Linked DNA regions of Homo sapiens: all the other regions are linked to region 1. Evidence: chromatin contacts called from ENCODE Hi-C data. All regions are on one chromosome and are shown on one strand. The core of a region is the stretch at or near the end of the contact, and the rest is flanking DNA. Distances in the headings are between cores, read along the strand shown.

The links. A loop is a pair of places that touch in the nucleus more often than their neighbours do. Pooled maps may share reads with other maps.
Region 2: a pooled map shows a loop between it and region 1 (6-fold over the local background). The contact joins the promoter of OGFRL1 here to the promoter of TTK in region 1. A Hi-C loop is called at or near these places in 3 of 50 pooled maps.
Region 3: a loop to region 1 is called in a pooled map, with 3 times the contacts of the local background. The contact joins the promoter of AKIRIN2 here to the promoter of TTK in region 1. A Hi-C loop is called at or near these places in 2 of 50 pooled maps.
Region 4: a loop to region 1 is called in a pooled map, with 13 times the contacts of the local background. The contact joins the promoter of EEF1A1 here to the promoter of TTK in region 1. A Hi-C loop is called at or near these places in 7 of 50 pooled maps.
Region 5: a pooled map shows a loop between it and region 1 (28-fold over the local background). The contact joins the promoter of SYNCRIP here to the promoter of TTK in region 1. A Hi-C loop is called at or near these places in 7 of 50 pooled maps.

What each region holds. Positions count from the first base shown.
Region 1 is chr6:80,003,343-80,005,990 of GRCh38, reverse strand. It overlaps TTK (TTK protein kinase), which reads right to left and starts at 1,342. Exons shown (of 22, transcript NM_003318.5): 1 at 1,278-1,342; 2 at 9-149. The coding sequence starts at 147. RefSeq lists enhancers at 1,741-1,860, 1,431-2,305.
Region 2 is chr6:71,287,413-71,290,060 of GRCh38, reverse strand. It overlaps OGFRL1 (opioid growth factor receptor like 1), which reads right to left and starts at 1,250. Exons shown (of 7, transcript NM_024576.5): 1 at 891-1,250. The coding sequence starts at 1,124. All of the region lies in intron 3 of LOC124901339 (a long non-coding RNA gene), which reads left to right. RefSeq lists a silencer at 538-1,597.
Region 3 is chr6:87,700,878-87,703,525 of GRCh38, reverse strand. It overlaps AKIRIN2 (akirin 2), which reads left to right and starts at 1,293. Exons shown (of 5, transcript NM_018064.4): 1 at 1,293-2,076. The coding sequence starts at 1,842. RefSeq lists enhancers at 722-1,031, 1,342-1,401 and silencers at 1,562-1,731, 1,912-2,121.
Region 4 is chr6:73,519,733-73,522,380 of GRCh38, reverse strand. It overlaps EEF1A1 (eukaryotic translation elongation factor 1 alpha 1), which reads left to right and starts at 1,349. Exons shown (of 8, transcript NM_001402.6): 1 at 1,349-1,381; 2 at 2,325-2,498. The coding sequence starts at 2,355. RefSeq lists a silencer at 592-821 and enhancers at 544-1,366, 1,402-1,481, 1,532-1,641, 1,367-2,188, 1,932-2,231 and 1 more.
Region 5 is chr6:85,641,564-85,644,211 of GRCh38, reverse strand. SYNCRIP (synaptotagmin binding cytoplasmic RNA interacting protein) reads left to right here and starts at 1,326. Exons shown (of 11, transcript NM_006372.5): 1 at 1,326-1,415. RefSeq lists silencers at 247-1,266, 1,857-2,006, 2,227-2,276.

The DNA.
Region 1 (2,648 bases), core at 93-2,592:
AAACTCACCTGTAGTATCAGCAGAAATTTTATTCAAGCTTAGTTCATCAGTAAGGTCTTCATTTTTAAACTTATTTTTAATGTCTCTCACTTTGTTCATTATGGAATCAATTGTCAATTCTCTGCCACTTAAATCCTCGGATTCCATTTCTAAGAAAAAAACTGAACAGTCATAACTCCTACTTTAACTAGCATCAAAGAAAAAAATGCACTAGCTTTTTAGAACCCAGACGACTAAAGCATTCGTTTTGTGAACACATCTAAATGCAGCTATTATTAGGCTAGTATTAATGGAGGTAAGTGCACAACAACAAGGTACACATCTTTGTAATTTATTCACCAAGGTTTCATAGGCCAAGTATACTTTTTCCCCCAATATAACATCAATGACGTCACACTGTAGAAATCTGCAAATTTAGTGTCACTTAAAAAAAATATGATAGAGTGTTTGCTTGGATTTTGGTAGCGACATACACATAAAGATTGCTTGGATTCTGGTAGTGACATAGACATAAAGAATTCGTTTGGCAATGGGAATAACAATTCCTTTATTCGCCTGCTTTACTTGAGTAAATCTTCCAGTGCAAGTGCTTTCAAAGCAGAATATAAACATGATGGGGCTTTACTGATAATTAGGAAATCCGCAGATTTATTCTTGTGCATATCTAGCAGAATCACGATTTGCTACCTTAATCTAACACTAAGAAACTATTGTACTGGTACTGAGCACTTGCTTATCTGCATGGTGGTGGTGTTTGTTCAATAAAGTGTCTGCAGTCTTATTGTTAATCGTATCTTTGTGACTCTCAAACACCAACTCAGTGTCACTGATAACAATGCTGCCCCGTCTTCAGGTTTAACAATGAAAAAAAGTCATAAAGTTGCAGCAAGGTATCACTCCACCTCTTAAGTCAGGTTTGAAAGATAACTGTCAGATCACGGCCACCCGCTTCTTTCCCAGTTCTAACCCCCAAAACAAGAGAGACTGTCCTTTGGAAAACGATCTTGTGCGCAGGTACCCCACCACCCCTTCTTTCCAGCGTGGGCCACACCCACTTCTTACTTCCTCAACAAAACCTCCTGCATCACCCCACCGGCCAGACCCGCTGAGGCAGTGAGACATCCCCTCCCCCTCCAGCTCGTTTAGCCGCGTCGCATACCTGGCTCCGAGCTGCCCCCACCTCGCCCCACCCCTCACCGACCAGCGCTAACAATGAGCCCCTACACCGGCTGCGGCTGTTCCTCAGTGCGCCGGTGCACCGGTAAGACAGAACTTACCTACAGAAAGCTGCGCTGGGGAAATGAAAAGATGGAACCCAAACTCCTTTCCGCAAACACGTTTGAATTTCCCCGTCGCTATCACTACGGTCTCCTATTGGTCAATGCTAGCCACGTAGAAGCGACAGTCGTGATTGGTTCTTGTGCGACGGGGGCCGCCCCTCCTCCTGCGTCAGGCTAGGCCCGCCCCGGAAGAGCCTGCGGCCGCGACCCCACCCGTGCGGCGCCTGGGTTGGTAGGGTGCTGGCACTTTGCAGGCGTTCCCCGGACGCCCGTGGGCGGGCTTTCCTGGTCTTTCCAGTTTAACCAGGCCGAATTTTTGCCTGGGAGGTAGCCACTCCCGAGCAAACCTACCCAGTGAGAGGAATATAGGGGCAGGGACGGCTGCTCCTAGCATCAGGACCTAAAAGATGCACCTTGGGCCGGCCCTTTACTGACCCCACCGCCACCCTTCTCCTTCGTTTCCCGCGGTTCTCACAGCCTGGCTTAGAGAGGATGTGGCAAGAAAGGATCTTTCACTGAGCTACGTTCAGCCCTGCCGCCAGCTCAAGAATTTCAGTGCTTTTTATCCTTGAGCTTCTGCTTATGCCCTTCCATTATCCTTAAATGACTCCACGCTCTGTCTTCAAGCCAAGACCCTCCCCCTTGTCAAAATTCTGCGCAGAACTCAAGCGCCCATCGTGATTGCCCTGTCTGAAGTCGCCTTATCGGCCCCCCTCCCTCGAAGCCTGCCCCACTTAAGGGCTCAGGTGTCCTCAGGGGTAAAAACATCTCCCTAGTAATAATCTTCGCGGGTGCGAGGCTCTGCCGCTAAGTGGCTTTGTGGTCCAGGGCAACGGTTACTCCTCGTCTGCAAAACTAAAAGGGATGTGTCTGTTGTGCCAGCATTATGACATATATTCTGTGGTAGGACGGGTTGGTTTTGTGTATGTATAGGAAACTAACTGCAGCTGTCACTTGTTAACTCCAAAGCTATCCTTAGAACCCTCACATTCCCAGCTCTGGATAGCCACCCAGCTAGCGTGAGAGCCCTTCTCAATCACTTAATGCATCTTTCTGTGTCAGCTAGCTAGTATTTCTGCTTCAGCAGAGCAAAATGACTTGCTATACCATGGTTGGCTAATCACTTACCTTTGCACCATTGCATCTAATGCTTCTGCCTGGAAAGAGTTTATTATTCCTCCAATTCTCGTTGATCTGTTTGCGGCCTGATCACAAAGCTTGCATTTTCCTTAAAATACTGTTGCTGGATGACCTCACCCTAACACTTCTTTCTGTACTCTCGTTTGGTGGTCTCCTTCAGTCTTCTATTTTTAAATACCATCTATATGTTGATGGCTCCCAAATGTGTATCATTAGCTGAGCTCTCCT
Region 2 (2,648 bases), core at 1-2,500, 8.7 Mb after region 1:
GCGGTGTTAGCTGTAATATTTAGGTTATGATTCCCCCAAAACCCTGTGGTCACATTGGACTTTGGGCTCCATTTTCCCAATCTCCATCGCCCCTAGCTGATAAAGAGAAGGGCCTAATGTGGAGCGGCAAACCTGAACCACCTCCAGGATGCACACTTCTTCAGGGGGTCGGCTACATATTTCCTCCTTTTTAAAGTTCCTGATTATTTTCAGTCCATCAGAGGTTAAGGGGCTTATCTCTTGACTAACCTCTCCTCCAAGCTGTATTAGTCAAACAGTTCAAACACAGTTGGATCAACAAGTCTTCTGGTGAAATAAGATTCGTGAAGAATGCCCTGAATCCTAGGTTGAAAGGCCTGAGTTGGGCAGAACAGTGACGTATGAACTTCAGATGAGGGCCTACACTTCTGACGGCTTAGACCCCACTGTAGGGGAGAGCGCTGGCTGCTTGCACTTGTAGCCCCACCTTATTCTGAGTAATTTTTTTTTTTTTTTTTTTTTTTTTTTTTTTTACCAATAACACACACTAGAGGGGTTGTCAAAATCCTCTATTTTTAGACAGGTTCCTCCCACCCCACCTTCGCATAATCCAGCTGCTCTGCAGAGGCAAAGAAAACACCCATTCAAGTTGGGTTCTGCCTTGAGGGACTTCCTCGCCGTGCCCTCGGCCAGGCCCCAGGCCGGCAGTGGGAGGGTCCGGCGCTTTGGGCTCCTGCAGGCCCCCGGGCTCCACCGGGAGACAGGTCAGCCGCGGCGCGGAGGGGTCGGGTCGCAGCGGCGAGCAGCCACCTGGCGCCCCTGGCCTCCGAGCGCGAGGGCGGCTTGGCACTTGCCCCTCTGGGGTGTCGGGGCGCCCCAGCCCGACCCGAGGCCACCGCTGGGCCGCGTACCTGCTCGGCGCCCGCCGCCTCGGCGTCCTCGTCCGGCGCGGGGCTGGCGCCGGGCCGCCCGCCGGCTTGCTCCGGGGGCTGCGCGGGCTGCTCGGACTCCTGCCCCGGGCCCTCGCTGCCGCCGCCCGGCCCTGGTTCTTCGGGCTCGGGCTCCGAGTCGGTCTGCCAGGTGGAGTCGCAGTCCTCCACGGTGGTGGGCTCGCGGAAGCTGACCCCGCCGAGCAGGTTGCCCATTGAAGAGGCGGCGGCGGGCGCGGGGCTGCGGGGCTGCGGGGCGCAAGCTGCGGCAGGCGCTCTAGGGCCCGGGCATGGCCGCGGCGAGGGCGCTGGGCGGCAGCCTAGGCGCGCCCGCCCCGCACTGCCTCAGCGCGGCGAGCGGCGGACAGGCACCCTCGCGGGGAGGAGCCGGCGGCCCCGGGACCGCCGCCGCGCGCGCCTGAACCCGCCCATCCGGCTCCTTCTCCTCCCCACAGGCGGGAGCTGCCGCCGCCCAGAGCCCCCAGGGGAGCCAACTGCGGCCCCCAGCCGAGCGCCACCGGCCCCAGGCCGCGCCTCCCTTCCACGTTTCTCCCCGGAACACCTGCCTTCACGCGGCCCCCGGCGGCCCCCGGAGTGGATTGGGGTCGGCTACTACCCTCGCCGCCCGGAGCCGGGGGACGCCCTCCCGGGGCATCTCCCAGCTGAGCGGGATGAGGGATCCCGCCCAGCTCCTGGAGCTGAGGACTGGCGTGGACGTGGTGTCGAAGAGGTGTCACCGTCAGCAGGCGGGTCCTGTCCACACCCCCTCCCCCTCTCCCTGGTCCAGGAGGAAGACACTTTAGCTGCAGCAGAGGACAAAAGCTGATGGTGCCGGGCACCATATAAACAGGAAATCCCAGCTGCCACAACTGTACTTAGGGCAGCCACCTAGAGTCCTTGTGGTCTAGAAAAAGTCAGAGCTATCAGTCACCTCATCTAATGAGCAATCGCTCGTGAAACAAAAGGAACAGTAACAACTGGACCATCACATTGATTTGCGGGTAACCTTACACCCACTACAAATTGGTGCTCCGTGTAGGCAAAAATCTCAGAATCAGTAGAACAGATGGGCTGTTTCTAATGGAAGAAGCCTCGGCCCTGTGGTCTGTTCTGCAAATGAAAGGAGGAGGGAGAACTGTGTTAGGGAAGTTCTTTCTTTTTTCTGTTCTGTTCTGTTCTGTTCTGTTCTGTTCTGTTCTGTTCTGTTCTGTTCTGTTCTGTTGTTCTGTTCTTTCTTTTCTTTCTTTTTGAGACAGAGTCTCCCTCTGTTGCCCAGGCTGCAGTGCAGAGGCGCGATCTCGGCTCACTGCAACCTCCGCCTCCTGGTTTCAAGCAATTCTCCTGCCTCAGCCTCCCAATAGCTGGGATTACAGGCATAAGCCTATAGAAGTACGTAAAGATAAGGTAGTATTATCAAATATGTGACCCAGAGAAAAGTGACTGTTGTAAAATGTGTCTTCTGGCTTTCTAACTAGAAGGGAAGCCTCTTTGCAGGCAGCCCCCGTCTGAAAGTGTGTCTGTATTTACAGTGCTGTCAACTTGGTGGATGCTCAGTAAACATTTGTTAAATATGGACTAAGAAAGATGAGCTAGATATTTGAAGATTAAACTGTTGAACTTGGAATGAATAGTTTCTTTTCAAATGTTTCATGATGAAGTAGGAAGCCAAATCATGTTAGATGGACTGTTTCTAAGGGAAGAATCAGGTAAACCAGCTGCCTATTCCATGGATAAATCAGG
Region 3 (2,648 bases), core at 44-2,543, 7.7 Mb before region 1:
ATCCGCCTGCCTCGGCCTCCCAGTGCTGGGATTACAGGCGTTAGCCACCGCGCCCGGCATCATTTTCTTTTCTTTTCATTTTTTTCAGACAGAGACTCGCTCTATCACCCAGGCTGGAGTGCAGTGGCAACATCTCGGCTCACTGCAACCTTCGCCTCCCGGGTTCAAATGATTCTCCTGTCTTAGCCTCCCGAGTAGCTGCGACTACAGGCGCGCGCCACCACGCTCGGCTAATTTTGTATTTTTAGTAGAGACGGGGTTTCACCATTTTGACCAGGCTGGTCTCGAACTCCTGACCTCAGGAAGATCCGCCTGCCTCGGCCTCCCAAAGTGCTGGGATAACAGGCGTGAGTCACCATGCCCGGCTACACAGATCACTTTCTAAATTAGCGCTGTATTTGATTCTTATTTTAGGTATGTGACTAAAAGTACAACTTCTAGAAACACTTTTTTCCCCTTCCGCTTACAAAATGGATCCATCCAATATCTATTACCTAAACATTTCACTGTCTTTTGATTAGTTTTGTAACAAAGTTCACAATATATGCACCAATATTCAACAGAAGTAATGCAATGTCTGATACCACTTGCTTTTTACCCAACGCAAAACAATTTGATTCTGTAAGTCGTTCAAGTCCTATTCATTTACAGAAGCAAAGCTGGCTTTACAGAATTTCATTAGTGGATGAAGCAGCTACCTCCGAAGGGTAGAGCATCGAGTTGAATCAAGGATCCTGTAACCTGATACTATTACTGTTGTTCTGTCTGCCAGTCCTAAATAGGTTTCATAATCTCATTATCTCCTATCCTCTCCATGTGAAAGGTCTTGTTTTGGGTACTGTCGCTACCGAAATTAAGCTAACTTTGACTAGAGATTGGTTTATTATATTTCCCAGATCTGAAATCACTGTGGGAGCAACTATACGGAGAATCTTAAAAGATTTCTATGTCGCTTAGCCTGCTTTTGCCACGGGTTCGCTTTCCCATCTCCCACTGTCTCAGAACCTTCTCTTTTTTTCTCTTTTGCTTAGTTCCTCTTACACTCAAGCTGTGTAGGGGGATTTAAATTCCAACCCGGAACTCGGAATCGCGCGCCTTGCATGACGGAAGTCGTAGTTTCTGTGACTCCTCCCTTCCCGCCTTTCAAGCCGATTCCTCCCGGTACCTAAAAACTACAACTCCCAAAATGCATCCCCGGTTTGGCCCGCCCCCGTGCGCAAGCGCTCTGAGGCCGCCGGATTTGAATCGGCGGCGTTGTTATTGACGCCATATTGGGGCCGGCGGCGGGTGGGAGAGTTCTACGAGGGAGGGGAAGCGGTTGGACGTGTTCGCTTGGGTTCCTGCTGCGGCAGCTACCTCGCAATCTCTCTGCATCGATCGCCGCTCGCAAGCTACTGACCGTACTCGGGCGTATTAGGAGCCGCGTTCCAGCCTCACACCCCACGGTGCTGTTTTCGACTTCAGAAAGGATCTAGTCTCAGCACAGAAGCGCCTCAGGCGCGGCGCAAAGCTCGAGCGGACGGCGGGGGCGGCCGGAGCCTCTCTCGGGGGAGCCGCGCCTGAGGAGGCGGAAGAACCCCCCTGACGCGACTGGCGTGTGCTTCTGCCCGCCACCGCCCCTCCCGCTCTCACCCGGGCCGTCCCTGGCCACTGCCCCTGCCGCGGAGGCAGCGGCGGCAGCGGCTCTCCTTTCCACAGCCGGCGCTCCGCGACCCGCTTGGCTCCTGAGCCCGTCGGGTAGGCTCTCCTCGAGTTCCCGCTCTTCACCCCTTCCCTCACCCTCTTCTTTCGTCACCCGTCCCCGACCCCACCCGAGCCCGGCGCCTCAGCTGCCCCCGGCCATGGCGTGCGGAGCCACTCTGAAAAGGACTCTGGATTTCGACCCGCTGTTGAGCCCGGCGTCCCCGAAGCGCAGGCGATGTGCGCCATTGTCGGCGCCCACCTCGGCCGCTGCCTCCCCGTTGTCGGCGGCCGCGGCCACCGCCGCCTCCTTCTCCGCTGCGGCCGCCTCGCCGCAGAAGTATCTCCGAATGGAGCCATCCCCCTTCGGCGACGTCTCCTCCCGCCTCACCACAGGTGGGACCCGGCCCCGCGGCCGCCGGGGTAGTGGAGAGAACTGGGAACAGGGGTCCTGGGGTGTGGGATGCGGCCCCTGGGGTGGGGGTGCCGGACTGTGTGGTTCTTGTTCTTAGCAAAGTAGTAGGGCAGCCACGTTTTTCACTAGGTCCTCGTAGCCCGAGGACCTAATAAGACACAATAGAAATGGGCTGATGTCAAGGGGATAGTGTTTGGAGGTGGGTAGGGGCTTTGCCTTGCCCGTATTGGGTAGAACAGGGACATCTTTTTCTTTGGGCCGAATGATTGGAATTGTTTCCGTAGTCGCTGGAGCCCCAGCGGAAATGATCAGAGAGGACGATATTATTCGTAAATTTAGGCGAAAGGGTCACATTTCACCCCAATCTGGATGTGTGCTTGCCGTAATCGATTGGTTGCAGCTATTAACTCTGGGACTGGGTGGTTTGAGGCGAGGCTACAGCCCCTCCTTCAGTTCAGACACGGCTGATTTTAGTATAGTGGGGGTGGGGGGTGGGGGATGGATGTCACTAGGGCGAGATCTAGGCCTGTCATTAATCACCCACAAGAACGCC
Region 4 (2,648 bases), core at 100-2,599, 6.5 Mb after region 1:
GCTGGGCAATGATATTCTACAGCTGGAAGAAGAAACATAATGATCTAGTAATTAGCTCATTAAAAATAAACGTTCTTCTTTCCTCAGAGGAGCATTTCCCAAGGCCTGCCTTGATAGCCATCCAAAAAGGCCAAGCTCATCCAATCTTGCCCTAGATTTATGCTAAAATGCAGTTACAATCGATAGGATGACAGAAAACGACAGCACTTATTTAAATATAATAGGCACTTATTTAAATAGGAGAAGCTGTGACTTCATAGCAAGTGTTGGGGTTAGGAAACTGGGTGGATAAACTTGCTGATGCTGTAGATCTTAGCCTCTACATGAGATCATGTGGAAAATCTGAAAGCATTTTAGGTTCCTTATGTTTGCAATCAAATAACTGTACACCTTTTAATTTAAAAAGTACCATGAGGCACACACACACACTCGCAGGAACTTTTTGGCGTAACAAAACTAGAATTAGATCTAAAGCTAACTGTAGGACTGAGTCTATTCTAAACTGAAAGCCTGGACATCTGGAGTACCAGGGGGAGATGACGTGTTACGGGCTTCCATAAAAGCAGCTGGCTTTGAATGGAAGGAGCCAAGAGGCCAGCACAGGAGCGGATTCGTCGCTTTCACGGCCATCGAGCCGAACCTCTCGCAAGTCCGTGAGCCGTTAAGGAGGCCCCCAGTCCCGACCCTTCGCCCCAAGCCCCTCGGGGTCCCCGGGCCTGGTACTCCTTGCCACACGGGAGGGGCGCGGAAGCCGGGGCGGAGGAGGAGCCAACCCCGGGCTGGGCTGAGACCCGCAGAGGAAGACGCTCTAGGGATTTGTCCCGGACTAGCGAGATGGCAAGGCTGAGGACGGGAGGCTGATTGAGAGGCGAAGGTACACCCTAATCTCAATACAACCTTTGGAGCTAAGCCAGCAATGGTAGAGGGAAGATTCTGCACGTCCCTTCCAGGCGGCCTCCCCGTCACCACCCCCCCCAACCCGCCCCGACCGGAGCTGAGAGTAATTCATACAAAAGGACTCGCCCCTGCCTTGGGGAATCCCAGGGACCGTCGTTAAACTCCCACTAACGTAGAACCCAGAGATCGCTGCGTTCCCGCCCCCTCACCCGCCCGCTCTCGTCATCACTGAGGTGGAGAAGAGCATGCGTGAGGCTCCGGTGCCCGTCAGTGGGCAGAGCGCACATCGCCCACAGTCCCCGAGAAGTTGGGGGGAGGGGTCGGCAATTGAACCGGTGCCTAGAGAAGGTGGCGCGGGGTAAACTGGGAAAGTGATGTCGTGTACTGGCTCCGCCTTTTTCCCGAGGGTGGGGGAGAACCGTATATAAGTGCAGTAGTCGCCGTGAACGTTCTTTTTCGCAACGGGTTTGCCGCCAGAACACAGGTAAGTGCCGTGTGTGGTTCCCGCGGGCCTGGCCTCTTTACGGGTTATGGCCCTTGCGTGCCTTGAATTACTTCCACGCCCCTGGCTGCAGTACGTGATTCTTGATCCCGAGCTTCGGGTTGGAAGTGGGTGGGAGAGTTCGAGGCCTTGCGCTTAAGGAGCCCCTTCGCCTCGTGCTTGAGTTGAGGCCTGGCTTGGGCGCTGGGGCCGCCGCGTGCGAATCTGGTGGCACCTTCGCGCCTGTCTCGCTGCTTTCGATAAGTCTCTAGCCATTTAAAATTTTTGATGACCTGCTGCGACGCTTTTTTTCTGGCAAGATAGTCTTGTAAATGCGGGCCAAGATCTGCACACTGGTATTTCGGTTTTTGGGGCCGCGGGCGGCGACGGGGCCCGTGCGTCCCAGCGCACATGTTCGGCGAGGCGGGGCCTGCGAGCGCGGCCACCGAGAATCGGACGGGGGTAGTCTCAAGCTGGCCGGCCTGCTCTGGTGCCTGGCCTCGCGCCGCCGTGTATCGCCCCGCCCTGGGCGGCAAGGCTGGCCCGGTCGGCACCAGTTGCGTGAGCGGAAAGATGGCCGCTTCCCGGCCCTGCTGCAGGGAGCTCAAAATGGAGGACGCGGCGCTCGGGAGAGCGGGCGGGTGAGTCACCCACACAAAGGAAAAGGGCCTTTCCGTCCTCAGCCGTCGCTTCATGTGACTCCACGGAGTACCGGGCGCCGTCCAGGCACCTCGATTAGTTCTCGAGCTTTTGGAGTACGTCGTCTTTAGGTTGGGGGGAGGGGTTTTATGCGATGGAGTTTCCCCACACTGAGTGGGTGGAGACTGAAGTTAGGCCAGCTTGGCACTTGATGTAATTCTCCTTGGAATTTGCCCTTTTTGAGTTTGGATCTTGGTTCATTCTCAAGCCTCAGACAGTGGTTCAAAGTTTTTTTCTTCCATTTCAGGTGTCGTGAAAACTACCCCTAAAAGCCAAAATGGGAAAGGAAAAGACTCATATCAACATTGTCGTCATTGGACACGTAGATTCGGGCAAGTCCACCACTACTGGCCATCTGATCTATAAATGCGGTGGCATCGACAAAAGAACCATTGAAAAATTTGAGAAGGAGGCTGCTGAGGTATGTTTAATACCAGAAAGGGAAAGATCAACTAAAATGAGTTTTACCAGCAGAATCATTAGGTGATTTCCCCAGAACTAGTGAGTGGTTTAGATCTGAATGCTAATAGTTAAGACCTTACTTATGAAATAATTTTGCTTTTGGTGACTT
Region 5 (2,648 bases), core at 77-2,576, 5.6 Mb before region 1:
ACAACCCTTCACCACCGGGCGGTTTCGCTTCCAAATCTGGCCTTCGTGTCATCCCAAGGCAGGAGCCGCTCCTCGCTCCACTGGAGCCAGCCCCGTTCCCCCTTCAAAAGCAGCCGGGGTTTCCGCGTCCAAGCCTGGGGCGCCCCTCCCTTCGCCGAAGGTTCCCGTGAAAGCGGAGCCGCGCGGCTGCGAGGAGGGCCCACTGTCCAGTTGGGGAGATCGAGTCTCCAAGGGCGACTCTCGCACTCGAGTACCGCCAGTCCGGCGGACCAAAGGTCCGCGGGTCTCCGCGCCGCTCCCCTCCCCCTTGGCCCCATTGTCTGCCTCGCCCCGCCCCGGGGGACACGTGCGCCTGCAGCTTCCCGAGGAGGAGAGCGCGGGGCGGTGGCAGCGGCGTGGACACCGCCTGGAACGGCTACGCGGCCGCGGAGCCGGGGGCGGGGGCCGGGCGCGCACAGACCGGTGGGTGCCCTCCGGGAAGCGGCAGTCGCACTCAGCGCCCACAGCACTCTGCCCCGCCAGCCCCGGACCGGGCAGGGATGGGGCGGGCGGGAGCTCGGTGGGGGTGGCGTGCGCATGGTGTCGCGGGGAGGGGGTGGGGTGGGGCGGGGTGGGGAGATGCCAGTCTCCTGACAAAGGAAAACGAGTGGGACACGCTGAGCCGGCCCGCCCCGCCTGGAGGGGAGAGGGAGGGGGAGTGTCGGGAGGGGAAGGGGCGGGCCTTTCATTCAGTCTCGGCCCCTCGGCCGCCACCGTCGGAGCGGAAGGGCGGGGTCTTGTGCCTCCCCCACCCCCAACCCAAGGGGTGAGGAGCGGGGAAGGCGGCGCGGCGTGGGGGCGGAGCCCGCGGGCGCGCGTCCCGAGGCGTAGGCTACGTTGTCACGTCAGCGCGGGAGAGAGAAAGAGAGGAGCCGACTCGGCAGGGACTGGGGGACCGGGCCGAGAGTGCGAGCGAGCGAGGGAGGGAGTGAGGGAGCGTGCGAGCCAGAAGGGGAAAGGCGGCCACTCGTGCCTGAGCGACCGCAGAGGGGAGTGGGAGCAGTGGGGTAAAGGAGCGGGGGGCGGGAATAAGAAAGGCCGAGAGAAGGCGGACAGAGGCTAGTGGTGGTGGTGGTGGTAGGGGGAGAAGGAGGAGCTGGAGGAGGGCAGGGGCTGAGGGAGTGAGTGAAGCGGACGCGCGAGGGAGGGGAGGGAAGGGAAGGGAAGGGAAGGGGGGGTCACGCGGGGGCGCGCGCGCGCACCGGGAGCGCGCTCGGAGGCGAGTGGAACTGGATCGGGTTTGCTGCCAGCGGCGTGAGCTTCGGCCGCCATTTTACAACAGCTCCACTCGCGCCGGACACAGGGAGCAGCGAGCACGCGTTTCCCGCAACCCGATACCATCGGACAGGATTTCTCCGCCTCAGCCCAACGGGGAGGTAACGACTGCCAGAACCTGGGTGTGGGAGGGGAGCTCCATGACATTGTGGAGTGAGCTGGGGGAGGGTGGCGCGGGTAGAAACCGGCTTTTCTGGAAAATGGATTCCAATGGGGAGAAGAGCACGTTGACTGGGGCTGCCTGGGAGTAGGCCGCGGCCCGCGCCGCCACTTCCTCCTTTCCATGTGCTGCTGCGGTTCGGGCTTTGTCTGCGGCGCTTTGGGAGGAGGCGCCTCCACGGTCCCGTGGCCCGCACGGACCGCGAGCGGCTTCAGAGTTGGTGCTGTCGTGGCGGTCGCCGCGGCGCGGGAGTGGGCGGAGAGGAGTGGGTCTTGTCCTGCAGCCGTGCGGCGAGCTTGGGCGGTGCTCACGGTCCCGCGGGCGTTGAGCCGTCCGCTGAACGCCCTCACGCTGCTGGGTTGCCGGGCAGGCGTCGCAGTCACTGCACGGAAGGGTAAGGGGTGGGGACCTGCACAGCGCGCCACGGGTCACGTCTCGGCCGGGCGGGCGGCCGGGGGTCGTCGGCGCCCGGGGAGCGCCAGGGGCGGAGAGCCATGTGTCACGGCGGAGACGGCGGCGCTGGGGGGCGGGGAGAGCCTGTGGCCTGGCGCCGCCGGTGCCTCGGTGTTCAGGGGAGAGATTGTGCTGCTGCAGCTTTCTGGGGGCTCCGACCGCGGCTTCGGGTTGATGTTGGGAACCAGTGATGGTCGTCTTGGTTTGGGATTCGTTGGGTTGCCGTTGAAGGAAGTTGTAGGACATTGGAAGGCGCAGAGCACGTGTTTCTAATGGGCTCCTGGCGGCCGCAGTGGTGAGACTGCCGCTCTGGGTGCGGAGTCAGGGGCGGGCTTTGGGGTGCGGGGTTAAAGGGTGGAGAAATTGGGTGGTGGGAAGGTGGCTTGTATGAGCGCTTTGTTCTTCGCTGGCTGTTGTTACCGATCTATAAGCGGCAGGCGGGAAAAGCGCGCACTTTGGGGGTTTATCTTTGAGAGAGAGGAGCCCAGTTTTGCTTTCTCCACACACACCTCATTTTCCGAACGGGCACAGCTGCATGTGGCACGCTGGCTCGTACCCGTGCTGATTGGGCTCTATTTGTAATATGGTTTTTCCTAGGGAGTGTTAGCAGGTGAGTCAGGGGTGGTGCTGAGGAAGAATATGGTGAATCGGTCCTTCTGTGCCCTGTGCTCCAAATCTGGCTTGTCAGGCGATAGTGACTGTAAGGCTTTTTTAAAGGGAG